2 separate regions of the Homo sapiens genome follow, and region 1 is linked to region 2. Evidence: chromatin loops called from intact Hi-C (ENCODE). Cell type or tissue: endothelial cell of umbilical vein. All regions are shown on one strand.

Region 1 (8,000 bases), 85 kb before region 2:
CTAAATTTTAAAACACTCCCACTTCTAAAATTTAAAACCCTTTAAAATTTTGAACCCAATTCAGGAAATAGGAGGATATTTATAATTAGAGGCCATATCTTGCTTAATTTTGGAATATTCTATATCAAATCAAACCTCCCATTTATTTTCACTGGAAATATGTGTGTGGATAGATGACTAGAAACAATAAAGCCTGTTCTGTCCCCAGCAAAATTAATTACTCTCTGAGACTAAGTTACCCTCTAGGAGGTAGATGGTTTCTTTCAGCACAAAAGAATTGACCAGGGACTACGGAACAGGTCACCAACCCTCATGGTAACATGACCTGAAACTGTGCTAGAAGCTAATCTAATAGCATTAAAAGTTTTAAATTCACTATGGCAGTTTCTTTCTGAAATCAGAAAGCTTTTTTTCTGTCTGCAGTGCGTTTTTCATCTGCTTATGTGTGTTTGTCTTATGTCAAAGATTTCAAGTATCACTAAAGGGAAAATGGATGGCTCTGCTGCCATTGGCAGTAGATGGGGGCATCTGCAGTGCCCCTGATTAAAATGGGGGGCATTTACAACATCCTACATTACCTGCATCTTCACTGGAGGTATAGGAAGCAGTGAAGCCGCCATATGGCCTGGATCCATCCGTGAAAAAAATGACTTTCATTGTGTTTCCTGAAGATTTAATCTCATTGCTTACATTCACACTACTACACAGTTTCTCTAGCTGGGGTGAGTTACTTCTAATGCCATTGAATACCTGTTGGAAAAAGAGTTTAACCTTCAGGCACACAATCCATCTTACTGCATATTTCCTAGGAGGTGATATTTCCAGCCCAGACCCACTTCCTTTTATGGGAACCCTGCCCCAAAATGAATGACCTAACAATGCAGGTTTCTATCGCAGTGCCACAAGCCACTGTTACCCCGAGCACATTTTGTGACTTCAGGGTGATTTCACTAGAATGAAAGTATTGCAGTAATGCCTTCCTGCCATGTGGTGATAGATTAAAAGCTGCTATACACTTTGCAACTGGAAACTGTGCTCTCAATGTAAAGGAGATGAGCCATTGTGCTTACAATGTGGTCTGCAGAGCTCACTGATGGGCAGTTTTTCTTAACAATGCATCAGGACATTTGTTACTTGGAAGGGAAGCTTAAATATCAGTTTCTGATGATTTCATGTACATAATAAAGCAGATATTTTTCTTTATTTACTTTAATTTTTATTTATTTATTTTTTGAGACAGAGTTTTGCTCTTGTTGCCCAGGCTGGAGTGCAGCGGTGTGATCTTGGCTCACCGTATCCTTCACTTCCCAGGTTCAAGCAGTTCTCCTGCCTCAGCCTCCCAAGCAGCTGAGATTATAGGCATGCACCACCACGCCCAGCTAATTTTGTATTTTTAGTAGAGATGGGGTTTCACCATGTTGGTCAGGCTGGTCTTGAACTCCTGACTTCAGGTGATCCACCTGCTTTGGCCTCCCAAAGTGCTGGGATTACTGGTGTGAGCCACAGCACCCAGCAAGCAGATATTTTTAAATACTTTGAAAAGTAATTTGAAAAATCAATCTCCATCTGCAATTAAACATAATAGTTCTTTCCTCATTAGTTATGGATTCAAAGCTTCAATTTTCTTACTTATTTGAATTTCCAATAATGGATTATTATTGACTCTAAAATATTAAATAATAGCTGTAGTCATTCACATAGTTACAATAATTCGCAAACTATTCTTCCAATGCTTTATAAAATCAAATGAATTTGCATGACTGGTTTTCACAGTTCAAAAAAAATCTAGATGAAATAACTGAACAATAATTCATTGATTGAATGGTTGATATTCCCATTTTTAAAAGGATTTGAATGACTCAAGATTAGAAATAATGACTCAGACTATGGCACTAACAGTTATGCAGAAGGAGAATGCACTCCACAACAAAAGATGTCATCTCTTTTTTTTTTTTTTTTTTTTTGAGACGGAGTCTCGCTCTGTCGCCCAGGCGGGACTGCGGACTGCAGTGGCGCAATCTCGGCTCACTGCAAGCTCCGCTTCCCGGGTTCACGCCATTCTCCTGCCTCAGCCTCCCGAGTAGCTGGGACTACAGGTGCCCGCCACCGCGCCCGGCTAATTTTTTTTTGTATTTTTAGTAGAGACGGGGTTTCACCTTGTTAGCCAGGATGGTCTCGATCTCCTGACCTCATGATCCACCCGCCTCGGCCTCCCAAAGTGCTGGGATTACAGGCGTGAGCCACCGCGCCCGGCCAAGATGTCATCTCTTTAAATTTACTATAATTAATCAAATTTAGCTCTCTGGGGGCTTCTGGTGTAAAGTGTCTTCTGGCTCACTGGACCAGAAGAAGAGTTTGCTATCATTTACTGAGCAGACAAAAATGCCAGTCTTTGCTTATCATCCACTCAGCCTGTCTTATCTAATCAACAAAACACCCTCCCAGGCAGATAACAGTATCCCTGTTTTCCAGATTAAGATACCAGAATCCAGAAAGATGATGTAATAATAGAACTGGGATTCAAACCATCCCTCTGATTCCAAACCATTAAGTAATGCATAAAGAAACAGATGAGGAAAAATATTTCTATAATGCTGAAAACAGGAATGGGCACCACATTGATGGAATCAAAAGGGATTAGAACCAACCATAAGGTTAATGGGACATGTCGGAAACTGTGATCAATGGCTGTTATCCTGCCTCTGAGTCTGCCTTTGGCATAGAATCACAATGACTGAACATGTTATAGTCATCCATTTATCACATGGACTTCTGCTGTTAGAAGCAACCAGAATGCAATTCCCATCATTGTCCTCTAATCCCTTTTGTACTTAGAAACTACAACTCTCAGAGTACAAATGGATAGGAAGCAGGCACGTGAGATTTAGGATCTGCTATGAGCAGGGACAACATCAGACACAGGTCTTATTGTAGGACACACTGGGTGGCATAGCTTTTTATTTTCTCTGTCTGTACAGAGAGTCAGATAGGCAGGTGGGTTTAGAGAAATTTTAGGCTCATTCCAGCTGGATAAGGTATTAGCTAGGAAGCAGTGCAATGAAAGTTAAAGCTGCCTCCTCTGCACCAGCAGATCTTCTTTCTTCTTCACTCTTTTCTTTTTTTTCTTTCATCTTTTACTTCTTCTTTTCTCTTTCTCCCTCTCCTTCTCATTCTCCTCCTCCTTCTCTTTCTCCTTCTTCTACTTCTTTTCTTCTTCTCTCCTTCTCCTTCTTATTGTTCTTCTTTTTTTCTCCTTCCCCTTCTCCCTCTTCTCCTTCTCCCTCTCTTCTCCCTCTTCTTCTTCTCCCTCTTCTCCTCCTCCTTCTCCTTCTCTTTCTTCTTCTTCCTCTTTCATCTTTCTTCTTCCTCTTTTCGGCAAGTTCTCAATCAAATAGAGTAGGGGCAAAGGCCAACCCACATGCCCTTGTTTGGAGCAGGGTAAAGAGGAACCAAAATAAACATTGAACATATAAAAATACATTTCAAAAAAAGGAATGTGGACATTAGAACTAAAGACTCAGAAGAAAAATTAATTCTGAAAGTGATTCGTCGCTGGAGTTTTAACCTCCCCAAGAGAAAAGACCTGTGGATATGACATTTGTAGGTTTGCAGGTTTTGCTAAAGAGTCAGGGCCCCCTCATGCATACAGAGATACCAGTCATCCTTTCAGTAATTCATTCTTAAATACGAATGAATAGCCAAGGATCAGCAGACATTTAGGGAAGTGACTAATGTAAAAGGCAGAGACCAATATTAGTAAACAGGAGATAGGAACATGAAGAAAACTGACCCCAAATGAGCAACACAAAACTTCAAAATTATTATTAATATATTCATATATATTAATATATCAAACATATAAAATATTTAAATATATACTTTTCAAAGATTTATGGTAAAATAAAGATAATTTCAGGTATACCATTTTTCAAAAGATTTATTGCCCTTGCCCATTTCCTTGGGGAGCCGCAAGAGGGTATGCCTCACCAAAAGAGGAAATTAACCAAGAAAGGGACGTGCATAGCATCACAAAGTCAGCTCTCTAGCCCAGGAGAAGAATGAAGGAACTTGCACATTTGATGGCAAAGGGAAATTCTGAAATGACAGCTAGCATCAGGCTTGCAGCTGACGTACAAAGGCTCAAGGAAGGATATTACTGAGGAAAAGAAATGGAACTGATATGTTTTACTACAGAAGGTAGAGATGCACATCTGGGGTGGAGAGGGTGTGGACGAATTGGTGATCAATGCATAAAACCCAAGAAAATGTAAAGAGGACCCAATTATTATTATTCCTTAGGAAAACAAAAGCAAATGTTGCCATACTACACTACTTGGCTCAGTTGTGAATGGTGTTTACATAATCATGGTAATGTCAACTGAACAGCAATTTAAGCAAAAGCGTGACATACGTATTTTGGGAGACGATTGGGAAAGTATATAAACATTGCATACCCCATGTGTGTTTGTGGTGGCAAAGGGGTAAGTCTCATCTTCTAGAGTAGGATGTGGATAGATAATGTCCAAAAAAAGCAAGGAGTAGTAGAATAGGAATATTATTTAGAAATAATGACATAAAACCCACCAGCAGTAGCTGCAAGAGTTATAAGTTGATAATTAAGGGATAGGGAGATGACAAGTAAGATCTGCTTTGGAATTTGTGGTTGTGACTGTAACTTTTATTTGAGATCTAAAACTATGACTGTTCATATTCTCTTTCCTAAAGGACATGTGAATACTCTGCTTGTAAAATTCCTGATAATCATTATATTCAGTATGATTTAAACTATGAAAATAATTTCAAAGGTAAAAAACAACTGTTAGCACATACATCAAAATTTTAGTAATACATGAGTAGAATTAAAAATATCTTTATATTTTTTATTTTCTGAACTCTCCAAATATTGCTCAATAAGCATCCATTATATTTATAACCAGAAAAATAGATTAAAATCAGAATTCAAGTGGATTTATATCACATGATTACAAGTACATAAAGTATGCTTTGCCAAGAAGAGATGAGAAAATGAATCAAAATGTGGTATAGTGGGAGTGGTTAGTATTTTTTCTACTTCATCTTTGTTTATATAATTCAATCAATAATAGGAAAAAAGTTTCTTTATAATAAACAACCTTAGTCCAAAATTTCCTGGCTCTCAAATAAAAGAAAACACACTTGGTTTCTTATTTTCAAGATCTGAAAGAAAACAGTTCAGTCCTTCAGATATTAGAACTTGGAAATAAAATCTGAAGGTTGAATAAGATCATTTTACGGCAATACAAAGTGGTCATAAGATACAAAGATATTTCATATTTTTGAAATTCACTACCCAACAGGAGACGATTAAACTGAAAACAAAAGTGGCTTGTTATAAAAGGGATAATGATAGTACCTCTACTATCCATTCATTCAACAATTATTTATCTCTATTATGTACAGGCACTGGGGATTCAGTGAATCCCCAGCAGTGAATGAAACTGTGGCTTGACCTCAAGGAGCTCACATTCTAGTGGGGGAAGCAGACAATAAACTGATGAACAAATCAAAATGATGTATGGCAGCAGGTGTGAAGTGCTGCAAAACAACATGGCAGAGAAGGGTCAGGCCAGGGTGGGGTCTGTAATATAAGGTACTTAGACCTTATGGATTAAAAGGCATTCGAGCAGAGACCCCAGTGAAGTGAGGGTGTGGAGCAGGCCGCCATCTGGGGAGGGGCATTCCAGATGAAGGCAACAGCCAGATGGGGAGCATCTCAGCACATTCAGGGAACGGAATGGAGGCCAGGTGGCTGGATCCCAGAGAGCAAAGAAGAGAGGAGTTTGAGATAAGACAAACAGGTAGAAGAGGGAGGGGCAGCAGATAATGTCAGCCAGGTGGGCCACAGGTGCAATTTGGGATTTTCCTCTGAGTTAGATGAGAAGCCATTAGAGGATTTTCAAAGGCAGCAACATGATCCGATTGAGGTTTAAAACCATCACATGCTGCTGTGTTGAGAACGTAGGGAGAGGAGAACGGAACCAGGGGGACGAGGTGGAACTTTCTAAAATAATCCAAGTGAACGGTGGGGGTATTAGTAGCAGATATGATGAGAAATAGTTCAATTGTGGATATTTTTAAAGATACACCCAATGGGACTTGCTTATAGATGCCATATAGGGTGTGAGAGGAAGGATTCCAAAATAGACATCAAGATTTTTGACCCAAGCAACCAGAAGTTTGGAATTATTTACTGAGATAACAAACACTGCAGAAGGGGCAAGTTGGGTGGATAAATTTACTAATATTAATCCAATCTTCCTATCTACACACACATATGTGTGCACAGCACTTCACAGTTAACAATCTATTTGTTATTCACACTCAGGGATCTCATTTGCTTTCTTTCACTGCAGGAAGCTGAGAGTGCTGAAGACACATGTGAAACCACTGGAGGTTGGTGACATGGAGGTCACGTAGCAGTGCTCTCCCACCAAGAGTCCCTCTGTACCCCTGGAGAGAGCAGTGCTTATGCAGGACCACCCACCTGCTCAGAACTTTCGTGGTGGCTTGTGCTGTGACTCTGGTCCCATTCAGCTGTGTGCTGCTGTAGGCTTAGCTTCCCACAGCCTCTCCGGTTTTGCCATTTGTCGTGATCATTCACTCTTAAAATTTATTCTATGACCCTGATGCACAGAGTGATAGCTGATAGTCTCTTCAAACAACTTTTACAATTATTTTGACAGGTTACTGTGATTTTGTTCTTTCAACAATACTTAGAATTTGTCTGAGTTATAGTTGCATAGATGGCAATTTTCCTGACCTAGTTTTCTGACTATGATTTATGGGTCGGTAAACTCTTTAAATGATGGAATATAACATCTCAGGCGGCAGGGAACACTTACTATCACATGCTCATTGTTGCAGGACGGATGCGTGGCCAGCCTCAGGTTGTTAAACATTAGGGTGATCCGCCTTCCCTCCGGGGCAGTGATTCTCCACTCGCAGATCCGGCCATGAGGATTTGGGTTCGGGTAGTTGGGAGAAGTAAATGTTCCAATAGAGCCCTGAAGATCCCCACCACACTCTGACGTGGGGAAAAAGCCAAGAAAACTTTCAATCAAATCAAAATGTTTCCTTCCATCAAGAAAGCTCTCAAAATTCAGGTATTTAAAAATTATCCTTCTAGATAAAATTAGTCTCCATATTTATTTATGTGCATGAGGATTTTAGTGAACATATACATTCATTTTTTATCTCTATTAATATTTAACCCTGCCTTCCATGGGTGATAGTCCACAGGCAGCAATTTAGTTATCATCATGGCCCAAGAAATGAGAGACCAATGAATGTAATGAACTTAAGAATCAGGAAAATCGGGCCAGGCATGGTGGTTCACACTTGCAGCACTTTGGGAGGCTGAGGCAGGCAGATCACAAGGCCAGGAGTTCAAGACCAGCCTGACCAACATGGTGAAATCCCGTCTCTAATAAAAATACAAAAATTAGCCGGGCGTCGTGGCGTGCGCCTGTAATCTCAGCTACTCAGGAGCCTGAGGCAGAAGAATTGCTTGAACCCGGGAGGCAGAGGTTGCAGTGAGCTGATATCATGCCACTGCCCTCCAGCCTGGACAACAGAGCGAGACACTGTCTCAGAAAAGAAAAAAAAAAGAATCAAGAAAATTGGCCAGCAGTGGTGGCTCACACCTGTAACCCCAACACTTTGGGAGGTCAAGGCAAGACCCCATGTTCACAAAAAAAAAAAAAAGAGGAAAATCAGAAAGTTAATGTTAAGTACCCAGTTTTTCTGAACAAGATCTTTATTTCATTTGAGTTTGTTGGGTTTGCAGTAAGACAAATTCTGAGTAACTACAGGACTCTCTTAAGGTGGGCATTACAGTATAACTCTCATCCTCTTATTATCTCTCTCGTGATACTAGTTATTTTCCCTTATAGCATTGATCACAGCTGTAATTTTTCATTTATCACTGTGAATTTCTGATTAAGGTCCAAGAAAATAGGGGT
Region 2 (8,000 bases):
TCATTCTGAGCAAACTGTCACAAGGACAGAAAACCAAACACCACATGTTCTCACTCATAGGTGGGAATTCAACAATGAGAACACTTGGACACAGGGTGGGGAACATCACACACCAAGGTCTGTCATGGGGTGGGGGAAGGGGGGAGGGATAGCATTAGGAGGAATACCTAATGTAAATGACGAGTTAATGGGTGCAGCACACCAACATGGCACATGCATACATATGTGACAAACCTGCACATTGTGCACATGTACCCTAGAACTTAAAGTATAATAATAAAAAATAAAATAAAAGTAACAGTGCCTCCTCACTCCATTATGAGTAAACGTGCATTTTTCACATAACATTAAACTACCATGGCTTCTAAAGTAAGACACCAAGTCTGAGATCTTGTCTACTGTCCACTCTATGCAAATTCCTCCTGTACAGTGAGTTAGAAGAAAAGCTTTTAAAAGTTAAGGAGTTAAAAAAAAAATCTCCGTGCAGAATTCCCCACTGCACTGAGAAGCACTGAGAATTCTAAGAATCTTGATTCGGCAGAGAAATCTGACTCTAGCTCAAAGCACTACTATCTTCTTGACTTCTCAGTCTCCTTTCACTTGAAAACCTCTGCGTTTTCAGACTTTAAATGTATTGCACAGAGCAATATCTTTCCTGTGTCCTAAAAAGTTCCGGCTTTTATTTCTAAAGCCTACGAAAAAGCTGTTTAAAATTAGATGTGCTGACATTGTTTAGAGACTATGATGAATCTTAAAAAAACACAAGTACCGTAAAAGATGAGAAAATATTTGTCCGACTACAACAACACATGGCAAATATTCCTGAAGCCAAAATCATCACAGATTGTCCGTATCTCCTGTACCAATGCCCAACTCCAGGGAGCACCGCTCACAGGACATTCTATAACAGGATGCTTCCGGAGTGGTACAACACAGTGCCTCATGTAACTCGTGTTAAGATGTACCACCTTTTACTAAAATACATTACAGGTAAGCAAAGCCTGTTACTGAAATTTTTTTCTCAACTTGCATTTTCAGCTCAGATGGTTCTTTCTATCAGTAGTATCAAATAAATTATCCAATGGAAAAAATCTAGAGGAAAATAACTTTATGGCCACATGATATAAAAGATAAGAAGGAAATGAAAGTTTAGATAGCTCATTTCTGCATTTTTATTTAGCATTCGTTCATCAGCCAATCTGATTCAATTTTTTTATCTTAGTTGATTCACATAAAACTCTGTGTAACATTTTTCCATTGTCTTTTCCAATTGTTTTACATTTCCTTGTGAATTCCTTCGCAAATAACAGGATACTAATACCCTTAAATTGTCGCTGTAAACTGGAATGGTAATACAGATTCGGGGCATTCAGTATTGCTTTAAAAAAATTACAGTATAGTTATATGGACCCACAATGTCTTTTTTCCTAGTATTTAAAGCAAATAATCCACAAGGTTTTCTTTAATAAAAAGAGCAAAATTTTACTTTTAAGTATATCTTGTTAATAGCACATATATGTATGCTTCTTAAAGAAAAATTTCTTTTTCTTTTCTTTTTTTTTTTTTAGTAGAGATGGGGTTTCATCACCATGTTGGCCAGGCTTGTCTCGAACTCCTGACCTTAGGTGATCCACCCGCCTTGGCCTCCCAAAGTGCTGGGATTACAGGTGTGAGCCACCATGCCCAGCTGAGAAATTTCAATTTTATAAGTGATACTCTGTCAGGAAAAATATTGTATGATCATGAGAAAGAGGGAAAGAAACAGTTAGGGCTTGAAATCTCTGAAGTTTTCTTTTTCTCCTTCATGCTCTCACTACCTCTGAGGATTAACATATCAAAAGGAAACATTTGAATTAAAAGTTCACAGCAAATGCAAAATAGGATAGATTAATTTAGTGGTACTTTCTGGTCAAAATTATACAGTACTAGGAGGGTGCAGCACACCAACATGGCATATGCATACATATGTAACAAACCTGCACGTTGTAATTCTGGTAATTACGGTAGAAACTTAACTGTCTTCGTATTTCTAAAATTTGAAAGAGGTAAAATAGCTTCCCAATTCCATTTATTTATTCCTTCATTCACTCATAAGTGTTTATTGAGCATCTGCCCATAATACAAGCAGTGCTATAGAAGCCAAGCATATTTAATATCTCTTGAAAAAAAGAAAGACATTTATAGACATAAAAAGTGTTATTGCCCACATGTCTTCTTGCAAGTTATTAAACCCTTTTTGCTTCTCCTTCAGTTTACTAAGAGTAATTTCAATAAGTTTTTATTTGAAGAAAACAACCTGAATACTATTCTATCCTTTACATGTTAATCACTGGTAAGTTACAAATAAGAATAAATAACTCATCCTGCCATTACCAGTCATATTTGCGACTCTGGATGCATGACAAAGGGATAACAAACAGGGAAGGGAAAAAGAGATGGAGAATACACAAGTCTGGAGAGGAAAGAAGTTATATAAACCAATACCCATCAGGAAATAACACAGGCAGGGATGTTTAGACCACCAACATCCTTGTCGTCATCCGGTTACCTGTCTGGTTGAATGAACAATAAAATGTAAAAGAAATACAGAAGTTTTTAACACCGGTCATTCATAATCTAAAATAGATGACAATGATTTAGAAAAGCCTTTCAAAAGAAGATAAAAGAAGATAATTTAAAAGATGAAAATACCAGCCAGGCGTGGTAGTTCACACCTGTAATCCCAACACTTTAGGAGACCAAGGTGGGCAGATCACCTGAGGTCATGAGTTCGAGACCAGCCTGTCCCAACATGGTGAAACCCTGTCTCTACTAAAAATGCAAAAATTAGCTGGGCGTGGTGGTATGCGCCTGTAATCTCAACTATTCAGGAGACTGAGGCAGGAGAATTGCTTGAACCCAGGAGGTGGAAGTCGCATTGAGCCGAGATCACAGCACTGCTCTCCAGCCTGGGCGACAGAGCAAGACCCCGTCTCAAAAATGAAAAAGATGAAAATACCAACCAAGAAAGGAACAGTGACATGAGGAATAAAGAGTTTTGAGAGAAATAGACACAGTGGCTCTTTGTCACTTTGGTAAGAGAAAGTTTTCATGGAGTAGACACGATTTTAGAACTGCTTAATTGGCATGTTAGATTGCAAAACTTTTGGAAACATTATAGTGTAACAGAGGAAGCATGGGCTGTAGTTCAGACAAATGGGTTCCTAAACTGGCTGTGATAGTTCCTAGGTAAGTAATCTAACCTTTCTTTCATCTATAGCTGTATGAATACTTACTTCATAGGGTTGTTACATAGAATGAATGAAACAATCCAAAGTTTTTAGCTAAATGTTGTGCATATCATAATCCTTTCACACATGCTGTGTATTCTATCTTTACATTTTTTTTTTACTCTTTTCTTTTGAAACAGGATCTTGCTATATTGCCCAGGCTGGTCTTGAACTCCTAGGCTCAAGTGATCCACCTTTCCCTCCCAAAGTGCTGGGATTACAGGTATGAGCCACCACACCTGGCCGTGTTTTGTATCCTCACAAGACTTTATCCCCAGATTTGAGACAAAGACTTGGAGCTAGAAGAGGAATTACTGGTTAAAAAGCTATCATGAATAGCTAGAGAAGAGGTAAGAAATTGGTTTTTCATTAAGGTGCACAAAAATTTTTTAAAAGACAATCCATATTTTTATGGTAGTTCAGTTCTCAAGTGCTTTTATTTTATTTGAATTATTTTTATTTGAAATGCATTATTTTATTTGAAATTAATCATGACAACGGGAGGCAGGTAACAATGATGTCAGGCCCATTGTAGAGGTGAGCAAAGTGAGGTTCAAGAAAGCTGTGGAACATGCTCATATCACTTAGTGAATGGCAGATGTGGGTACAAAACCCTATTGTGACACCCACCCTCCCCGATCCTGACCTCCACTTCTGTGTTCTCTCTCCCCCATGCCTTGCCGAGAACTTCAGCTCAAAGGCACGGAACTAACAATGTTGAATGCTGCCCTCATTACTGTCCTGTCCCTCCACTGAAGACAATCACCATAGCAACCTGGAAAACGTAAACAAAGCAAAAATCTTTTAATTGACTTTGAGGCAAAATCTAACAGAATACATCATTAGACATCAGCTGAACTGGAATAAAATAATGCCCTGAAGAGAAGCCTATGTTTTTCAGTTTTAAAGAGTTAATCTTTATAAAAGTTTTAGAGCTGGTGACTGATCATCTGTTTGCCTTGATTTTCCTCCAAACTCTCACTCATCTGCCGAAAGGAAGTGCTTGCTTTATCTGCAGGAAGCACATTGATCTGCTGAACTCATAACAACCAAGAGTTACAAGCTGTTGCTAAACCTGCTTACTTGTGTAGATAACTTAAAATACCTTCATAAAAGAACTTCACTAATATTGTTTTGGTTTTTGTCCAAAACAAGCCATGAGTTATAAAATTCCAGTACTGAAACATTTAATAATAATCTCCTATGTAGGTACTATCTTTAAGTTCGTATCTGTGTGTTTTTAATAAGAGCTTTAATAAAAGCAAACCAGTAATGAAACAGCTAAATGGAATCCAAGGCACAAAATTTAAAAAGTAACTGCTGTATTGCCCGGCGACTGCTCAAATGCAGTCAGCGCTTTGCTGGCTGGCATTTTCCTGAAACTATATGCCATAAACTGATGGCATCAGGAGGAATAACATCTTGAAATACACATGGCTAAAGCCCAAAGAGGATGGCAGAAAAGGAAGAGAGAAGTGATTCATCACCGACACCCTCCCACCCTTATCCCTTCATTCCTAAAGGAAATGCCTGGGAAATCAACAGTTGCTGTTAAAACGAAGCCAAAAGCCAAGGCACAGTGAAAGAGAATTAAATTTTAAAAGTAATTAGTGAGGATGTTCACGTGCTTCATTAAAATGCTCAATTTATATTTTAATAGCTTTTTTTCTATAACTTAACAATAAAAACTCTTTCTGCTCTATAAGACCTTGAGATGTGCTTCATTGGCAAGGCCAGTTTGCCTTCATTGTGTAAAAAGGCGGCTTGTGGGCTGGGCGCAGTGGCTCATGCCTGTAATCCCAGCACTTAGGGAGGCAAAGGCAGGCCGATCACAAGGTCTGGAGATCGAGACCATCCTGGCAAACATGGTGAAACCCTGTCTCTATTAAAAATATAAAAAATTAGCTGGGCGTGGTGGCAGGCACCTGTAGTCCCAGCTACTCAGGAGGCTGAGGCAGGAGAATCACTTGAACCCAAGAAGTGGAGGTTGCAGTGAGCTGAGATCACACCACTGCACTCCAGCCTGGCAACAGAGTGAGACTCCATCTAAAAAAAAAAAAAAAAAGGCAGCTTGTGGAGGAAGGGAGGACACAGAAGAGAAACTGCCAGCAAGGACCCTTTTGGTAAGGCAGGTGTGATGTGAATTGGTAACTAAGAGCTCAGAATCTGGGGAAGGCCCAACCCAAGGCAAAGTGAACTATTTCCTGGAGTGAGTATACAGGCCTCACTTCCGATACATCTATGAAACATAAAAAAACGTAATTACAAGGATTTTGAACAGAAACTTTCAGGTCAGGGAGGGTGGGGAAGTGGACAGGAATATGTGCTCCTTAAAATGGCCAAAGTTGTCCAAAGGTGACTGGCATGTAATGAGAACCACAAAAAGTCAGTAATTCCTGGTTTGATGTTACCAGTTAATTCCCCAACATTTCACAGGTATGTGGCCAAGTGATAGGCATCTGTCCTACTAGGGTCACTAGTCCTCTCTGAACACAAGGCCAAGGGTGGAGCTCCTCAAATTCATAAGGACATGAAGCATGTGCAGATGGATTTTTCTGAGGGATTTAGTCAGATAGCATGTATTCTGTGAGGAAGGGGACACAAACTGGAGTGATCACGAGATGAAATCAAAGAAGAAAATCAAGTAATATAAAGGCCAAGGAACATAAAATTTCCTTGAGAAAAAAGAAGGAAGAAAGAAGAGAGTGAAAAGGAAGAAGAGGACAAAACATCGTGACTCCAGGAGAGGAGAGAGTTGTCCCTGTATTGGGTTGAACACTGTCCCCCGAGACTTATGCCTACCAGGAACCTGTGACTGTGACCTTTTTGGAGGAAAGGGCCTTGGCAGATGCAGTCAAGTTAAAATGAGATCATACTGGATTGGGGTGGAACTGAAATCCAATATTCTTGGTATCCTTATACGAAGAGGGAAATTTGGTCCCAGACACCAAGAAGGAAGAAGGTCATGTGTGGATAGAGGCAGAAATTGGAGTTATGCATCTACAAGGCTTAGAAAGCCAAAGACAGCCATCAATCAACAGAAGCTAGAAGCAGCAAGGAAGGGTCTTCCCTAGAGCCGTCAGAGGGATGACCCTGCCAACACCTTGACTTTGGAATTCCAGCCTCCAGAATAAAGAGAACAAATTTCTGTTGTCCCATGCCACCCAGTTTGTGGTACTTAGTTACAGTAGCCCTAAGAAGCTAATGTATCCTCATTCTTTCCCTGATAATTGAGGTGGCCAAACTCCCAGGTAGGTACAAAATGGTAACAACTATTTGTGTGGTATTCAAGGAGTGCACATTTGTAAACTTTCTGTATTCCATCTTGTAATTATTACTTCCTATTTGTCATCTTGAGGTTTAGAGGATGGTTGGTCAAGGGTAAGATTTTCATGAAAACAGAAAAGGTCTATTGTTGAGAAAACTAGCAGCAAATACAGGGCCAGGTATCACATCAGGAAGAAACAGGTAAACCCAAGAACCAGGGAGTTAAGTCATAACGATTTTTAGTGTTGGAGAGTCAATGAACGTTTAGAAAGTTTCATGTTCCATGGAGACTTCATCCTTGCCCCATATTTTGTGATAATCCATTTTATTCGACTAATTTCTATACAGCAGTGGATATAAAGTAGAGCATCGGGTTTCAATGGTAGAGATACAATAAAAAACAGTGAAAGAATAAGTTATTGCATGAAGTCAGTGACTTGGAAAACAGATACAAGAAGCTTAGAAATCAATGCTGTGGACCGCTATATAATGACCTTTACATTCCTATTCAAGATGTCATATAAATACTCAAAGTTAAGACTGTCATAGCCATCTGACTATCTAAGATGGCCTAGATCTAAATACTGATGTGTTTCCCTTTAGTACATCATCAAAGAGAAAGAAATCCAAAGAAGCCATAATTTTGGAGTTTCTGTGTAATATAAATTTTAATTTCCTGTATACAAAAGGATACTATCTTTCGTCTTAACCTAGAGAAGTTAGCCAATCTTGTCATCTTTTCACTTTGATTAACTTTATCAGTTTCCTTTTAAGCTACTAATTTCAATCAAATTAAAAAATGGTTTCCCAGTAGAAATCCCTTGCTTACAATTCTTCAGGAGAAATCAATCATTTGATCAATCTCTTTTCCCTCTCCTTGGATGTTTTTGAAATGATTGAAGACTTCTAAACAAAGTTTAGTATAAAAAGGTACAAGGAAAGAAATGAGACTAAGATAACTGTACTAACCTTCCCTGAAATAAGCAGTCATGCCTAAGGCTACTGAAAGCTTCTTTATGAAATCCCTCAAACAAACAAAGACAGAGAAAACATGTTCTCTGTAGGCAGTTTCCAAGTTCAACAGTCATACTTCTATTTAGAAATATTATTCAAACCTGCATTCCTTCAATTTCATTATTTTGGTACACAGGGCTCTTGCAGGGAAAAGCTCAAAGAGCCTCCAGGGACCTACATTGCAGGCCTCTCCCTGATTCCTTCCCTCACCTCCTCCAACCTCTAACCTTCCCTCTGCAGGGAGAGGACTCCACCCGGAGAAATGGACACAGGTGGGCAGCACCACGTCCATGGCAGTGGTGTTCTGTGACCCTTTAAACTCTGTCCAAATCTGAGCCTCAAGGTTGTTTTCTCTGATTACAACATCCCATGCTGCAGGCCCCTCGCAGGGCAAATCCTGCATCCAGCCAGCCTGGGTCCTTAGCTTAGGGGAAGAAAAACAACTAAATT

Evidence for each region. Peaks named below come from ENCODE experiments on the same cell type or tissue, not always from the same donor. Only the 100,000 strongest peaks of a DNase experiment are listed, where the experiment ranks them.
Region 1: a loop joins it to region 2, with 3 times the contacts of the local background. A loop is called at or near these places in 2 of 110 quality-filtered maps.

The regions. Positions count from the first base shown.
Region 1 is chr10:16,906,930-16,914,929 of GRCh38, forward strand. It overlaps CUBN (cubilin), which reads right to left. Exons shown (of 67, transcript NM_001081.4): 48 at 6,882-7,063; 49 at 579-750. Among named protein-coding and RNA genes, the nearest start is that of RSU1, 94 kb to the left of the region's middle. In endothelial cell of umbilical vein, a CTCF peak has its summit at 3,964; DNase peaks (open chromatin) are centred at 3,732 and 4,022; H3K27ac peaks cover 2,013 bases.
Region 2 is chr10:16,992,116-17,000,115 of GRCh38, forward strand. All of the region lies in intron 28 of CUBN (cubilin), which reads right to left. Among named protein-coding and RNA genes, the nearest start is that of CUBN, 130 kb to the right of the region's middle. RefSeq lists an enhancer at 4,214-4,358 and a cis regulatory region at 4,277-4,294. In endothelial cell of umbilical vein, no CTCF peak of the experiment used is centred here; DNase peaks (open chromatin) are centred at 836, 1,046, 4,206 and 4,496; H3K27ac peaks cover 6,178 bases.